Regions from separate parts of the Homo sapiens genome. Here region 1 is linked to region 2. A link is a contact called in ENCODE Hi-C or POLR2A ChIA-PET data. All regions are on one chromosome and are shown on one strand. Each heading gives the region's core, a stretch centred on a gene start or an enhancer-like site at or near the end of the contact. The rest is flanking DNA. Distances are from core to core; before and after follow the strand shown. Region 1 has its middle 49 kb from the start of LINC02937. Region 2 overlaps LINC02937 (long intergenic non-protein coding RNA 2937).

Region 1 (2,700 bases), core at 144-2,643, 110 kb after region 2:
ACCCAGCTCTTATTCACTCATCTTATTTAGAGGGTATTTTCAGTGATCTTGTCAAAATGTTTCCTTAAATCAAAACACCACACAGTACTGTTTCTATATTAGGCCTTTAAAAAGGACCTTACATGTTGGTTCCTAGGAGCTCACTTTGGGGCCCCTGAGGGAACTGCCAGCTCCCGGAAAAGGGGCCATCTCATGTCTTGCCACACAGGCGCGTCTCCTGGGCTGCTCCTGAGCCACATGGGTGCATGTCTTGGTCTGTCCTTGACATCCTTTATTTTCCCCACCAGGTCCCCAGATCTCTCATGCTGCCCTGAGAATTATTTTGGGTTGCTTATTAGGTGCTAACCCTCTAAGGGGTAGCTGAATTTCTGGAGGTCCCAAAGAAGACTGTGAAAATCCAAAGGCAAGCATTTGAAACAGTGATATTTTTGGAGCCTGAGACACAAATACAATTGAACAGAGGATTCAGCCACCTTCCACCTCCCAAAATACCCCAAATCACAATCTGTATCCTGCTTCATTTATGCAGAAAAGTACCTCTTATGTTGTGTTACCAGAATATTAGCAACTAACTTTAAAATGTTTTATTTTTTGTGAAACATGTATAGTTATTAATATACTATGAGAAAATAACTTCTATTGCTATTCTGATAAAGTTCAATACGTACTGATGTAAGTATTAGTTAATATTTTACTAGATCGGTAGACAAATAATGGCATGATTAACTATTTCTGAATGTGTGTGCCAGGATCCTTGGAGCCCGAATAAGAGCAAATGTAGGGCATATCACCAGAGGTAGAAGTTCAGGTCAAGTGAGGAAAAGGGCCGATGGCGGGCCAGCAACACACCCATGTGCAGGTACACACTTTTTCTAAGTGCTGATCCATGAATCGACACTCCACTACTTTGGCCTATTCACACTTAGAAAAGTGCTATCAGAAAAGTAACACTTTGTGACAAGCCAATTTTTGATTGCTAGAAAAACAACAAAAAAAATGATTAACAGGAAAACCAGATCCATCATTATTAAGAACAAAGCAAACGTGAAATGATCCTTTACATTACAGAAATCAGTCTCAGAAAATCTGACTCTTATTTTGGCCATTACTAGAACTTTTCTCTTGCCTCAGAACTTCAGAAACTTGGAGACCTCTTTTCCTTTCCTTTCATAGACAAGTTAGAAATTAACCAGCACTAAATTACTTCAAAACCAGTAGGCCTCATGCTCTGAGATAACGGAAAATTTTTTCTTTATTTTGCTTTCATCTTCTGAATTCTATCTGTGCTTGATCACTCATCCTCCTTGAGAGCCTTCTCTAACCTAGTCTGAACACATGGATACGTCTACTGCATTTCCAACTCTGTGCACCAACAGGCGGTGTGCTGGAGAAAAGAGGAGCAGCCCATGCAGGGGACCCTCCCTAGGTAGCACGGCCCTATCCAGAGCCCTGTGAGCTTGACTTGGGGGAGGATCAGGACTGCTTAGCAGCAAGACCGATACTGAAAGGAAAATCAAGAGAAAGGCAAACATTTATTCAGAGAATTGGACAGGCACTTTTCTCTGCCATAATACATGAAGTCTGCAATACCTTAAGTCACTACAGGACTTTACTTTCAGATACATTCCAGTGACTTCATCAGAACTTGTTAGGAAATTAAATGGTGCTCGATCAGTGACAGTAGACTAGAGTATGAATCCAAGAGAAACGACTCACACAGCACACTCTTAATATTTTTCCCTAACGACATAATTATTTCCTGCTCAGTTCAAGAGAAAGTGGTATTTAGCATGTCATGGATAGGACAAACTGGCCCTGCAACCTTTAAAAGGCTATGAAAACCACCACCAGCATTTTAGGTGCAAATTATCACGCACAAAACGAATAGCCCAGCAAGTTTAGTATGCATGCCACCCGATACGACCACCACAGAGAGTGCCAAATGTGAATTTTAGTAAGCCCTCTTTATAGTATGATGATCAGCTGAGCAATCATCATAAATCCGCAGAGCCTCAGCACCAAAGGTCATAAAGAAAATAGCGCTCACCTTAGTGTCCAAACATGAGTGAAGACACCGCCTACCTTTGTCAGGACAGACATCAGCAGCCAGCCAGTCCACATTTGCCTCTTATAAGAATTTTAGAATTGAGGTTGAGTTCAAATTCCTAAGTTAAAAAATGTAAGTTTCAGAATTAAAAAAATGAAGCCTACATGCCTTCAAATAGCAATGAAGTCGCCACAATGAGGATGTAAATCCACAGTAAAATGGGTGTTTATCTGATACATGGAAATGTGAAAGGAGGACACCTTAGGGACACAGCTGGGCTGTACCACAGTGAAGCTTGCTGCAGGGGCACTCCCGGGGACGTTGTCTCTGGCATGACCAGACTCAGACCTGACACAAACTAGGAAGGCAGGGTGGTTTGGTAAAATGAATGTAAAGTAGAGCTATCTCAAATTACTTAAAGGCATCAGAATGTTCTCCTTTTTTCCACAGCGAATTCTCCAGTTCCCAATGTCCCACACAACTCCCACCAGTGCCTACTCCCCAGGTGTGGCTACTCAGGCATGCAACCTGGAGGCCGTTTACAGCTTCTTGACCTGGCCTGGGTAGGAAGGCAGGTGTTTGTTAGGACAAAGGGTTGTTAAGTTCACCTCTTTCCCTTACAGAAATTGGAGGCAAATAGCAGAGGGTAGGGA
Region 2 (2,700 bases), core at 161-2,660:
CTAGGTTGTGCACTCCTTATGAGAATCATCTAACTAATGCCTGATGATCTGAGGTGGAACAGTTTCATCCCAAAACCATTTCCCCTACCCCCATCCATGGAAAAACTGTTTTCCACAAAACCGGTCCCAGGCGCCAAAAAGGTTGGGGACCGCTGCTGTGGCACTGCCATTTCTCAAGCTACCTAGAAGCTAGTTTGAACAGTGTGTGTATTTAAAGTAAATTTCATTTGGGACATTTTATTACAGAAGCTTATTATCTCTTTTTAAAGGAATCTTTCTTCTCAGGATCTTAAGGCATCTTATATCCATTGAAAAGGCCTCCTGTACCATGACAGCTTCTTCAAAGGACACCCTAGATAATAGCACAGGAATCCCAGGGAGATGAAATACCCTGAGATCCACAGACTTCCCTGAGATGGGGAGTCCTGTTTCCTCCTCTACCAAGCTGCTAACCAGTGGCCAAGTCAGATTAAGCTGTATTTCCTCCCAACCCCCCCACCCCCAATCTGCAGTGGAGGAGGTTTTAAGCAGGCAGTGGTTAAATCCTGGAAGGAGAAATTAGAGGAAATGAAAAGACTCTCCCAACTTGGATGAGAAAGTGGTGGAGTGACAGGGTGGGCAAGACCCCAGCAAGCTGTCCGGGGCCAGGCCCATCCAGGAGTCCGGTGTGTTTCAGTGTCTGCCCAGGCCTCCTGTCTAGGAAGCTTTCCTGCCAGGTTCAGAAAATGAAGAACATAAACCACAGGACCCTATTTTATGGGTAGAAATAATGTCAATGAGGGCAAATGGAGAAGAGTGAGGCAACAGCCACATCCGTCCAGGAAGGATGCCTGGGACACAGGTGGTTCTGCCAAAGAGCCAGAAGGATGGAAGGAAATCTCAAAATTCAGATGAGAAGCCAGACAGTAGGAAAGCCAAAAAAGCACAATCTAATAATTTAGAAAATGAAAGAGGAGGAGGGCTGTTAAAGATATTCTCTGCTCCTTCGTAACATCTCAGCTCCTCTCTTCCTATGTAGAAATAAACGCTCACTGCAAAAGGCAATGATTTGCTTAGAAAAAATTCATTTAAAATGTCTTGCAATTATTGACACTGTCATCAGATCTTGGCAGTAGCAGCTTATTATTACCTCCTATGTATGTTTGCCGGGAGAAGAGTCTCATTGTTTAGGAGGGAGAAATAAAGCAAAAGTCCAAGGGTATTGTGCTTGAAATACATGCCTAGAGATATGGAGTTGATTGCCCCAGAAAAAAAAGGAAGCCTATGTGTATATTATTATTCACCTCGGTAGCCCGAATCCTCTATTTCTCTCTCTCTCTCTCTCTCTCTCTCTCTCTCTCTCTCTCTCATACAGTTGAGCTCAGCTGGGCAGCCATCCAAGTGATTCATATTAAATTCTAGCTATATTCAGCACAAAAGTCATCTAGCATCAGAGGATCAAAGTTACATCAACTAACAAGCACTGGGGGATTGATAAGCTGCTAAAATTAGGTCATTGCATAGCAGCAGCCTTTGATGGATGAAGTGAAATTTAGCCGCGGGTTTGCTATTTAAAGATCTGTTACAGCACCCTTTCCTGTAGCCACAATGAACACACAACAAAGTATCATGTGTCTGATTAAATGTTTAATCATCGCTGTTGAGCTTGCCGACTGTGGCAAAGATTCAGTTTCCTTAAGAGTGCATTCAGCTCTTGGGCCAAGCCAGTACCTGCATTTTAATTCCCACATCCAGAGCCTTACAACAGGGCCCATTTCTCCCTCCTCAGGATGAATTCTGTAAAGTTAGTTTAATCGTTTTTAAAAGCATTTGGTCACACAGTTCCACCTCTAAGTCCCTGTCAGTTCAGTGTTTCAAAACTCTTCGTCAGCGTCACACACACACACACACACACACACACACACACACACACACGGCTCCAGACTGCCCAGTGGATGCAGCAACTGGTCTGGTGAGCGCATTTCTGTTTCTTGCTCATTCCCTCAATTTCAGAATCACACACCTGTCCAAAATGGCTCACGTCTCTCTCTTCTTTGGGACTGTTTTTGTTTCCAGATGGGTTAAGGTGGGGATTTGACTTCATTTGGTTTAGGTTTTGGCTGTGGCTGAGGCCCCAGGCATGTGGCAGTCACCAGTTCTGATTTCATAACTCCCATGGCCAGGCCAGGAGCCACACAGGAAGCCGGAAGGGGCCTCGGGTCAGTGTGTCCTGTCCCAGCAGCACGGGGTGGGGGACTGTGTGCCCCCAGGTGTCCTATCCACCCCTCAGCTCCAAAGGGCATGTGGACATGCGTCAGGTCCCCTGAGGCCATCTACAAACACCAGATGGACTGTTGAGCTTCCCAGGCTCAGAACCTAAGAACCCGCAACTGGAAGGAAAAGGCAGCAGAAGATGAGAAAAACGGTCAGGGAGGAAAGAAAACACTTTAACCCAAACAAAGTTTAAAATAAAATAAAGAGTGGTGAACACTCAGCTGGGAGAGGAGAGGAGGCCTCTGTGGGCAAAGGGAAATGCTGCTGAGAGGCAGCTAAGCCTGAGTCTGGAAGACTGGAGGGAGGCAGCTCCAGGGTGAGCACCTGGAGTGCACAAGGCTCTGGAAGGGGAGGGCAAGGGGTATCACCCTCCCCAGAGCCCCAGGGAAGCCTGATTCATCAGTACACCCAGGAAGGGGCTGGCTGCAGCGATAGCCCCCTGCCCAG

What was found. Hi-C counts contacts between places; a loop is a spot of excess contacts on that map. ChIA-PET counts read pairs that join two places held with the same protein, here RNA polymerase II (POLR2A). Pooled maps may share reads with other maps.
Region 1: a loop to region 2 is called in a map of naive thymus-derived CD4-positive, alpha-beta T cell, with 4 times the contacts of the local background. The contact joins two enhancer-like sites. A Hi-C loop is called at or near these places in 1 of 168 maps with a recorded cell type or tissue (naive thymus-derived CD4-positive, alpha-beta T cell), 4 of 37 single-sample maps with no recorded cell type and 15 of 50 pooled maps. POLR2A ChIA-PET finds 5 or more read pairs at or near these places in 11 of 52 experiments (GM10248, HepG2, activated CD4-positive, alpha-beta T cell and 5 more).

Annotation. Positions count from the first base shown.
Region 1 is chr9:91,210,763-91,213,462 of GRCh38, forward strand. No RefSeq gene overlaps it. Among named protein-coding and RNA genes, the nearest start is that of LINC02937, 49 kb to the left of the region's middle. Within about 2 kb of position 1,394, at least 6 of the 41 ENCODE cell types and tissues checked have a DNase peak (open chromatin) inside an H3K27ac peak, as active enhancers do.
Region 2 is chr9:91,098,826-91,101,525 of GRCh38, forward strand. All of the region lies in intron 4 of LINC02937 (long intergenic non-protein coding RNA 2937), which reads right to left. Among named protein-coding and RNA genes, the nearest start is that of LINC00484, 19 kb to the right of the region's middle. Within about 2 kb of position 1,411, at least 21 of the 41 ENCODE cell types and tissues checked have a DNase peak (open chromatin) inside an H3K27ac peak, as active enhancers do.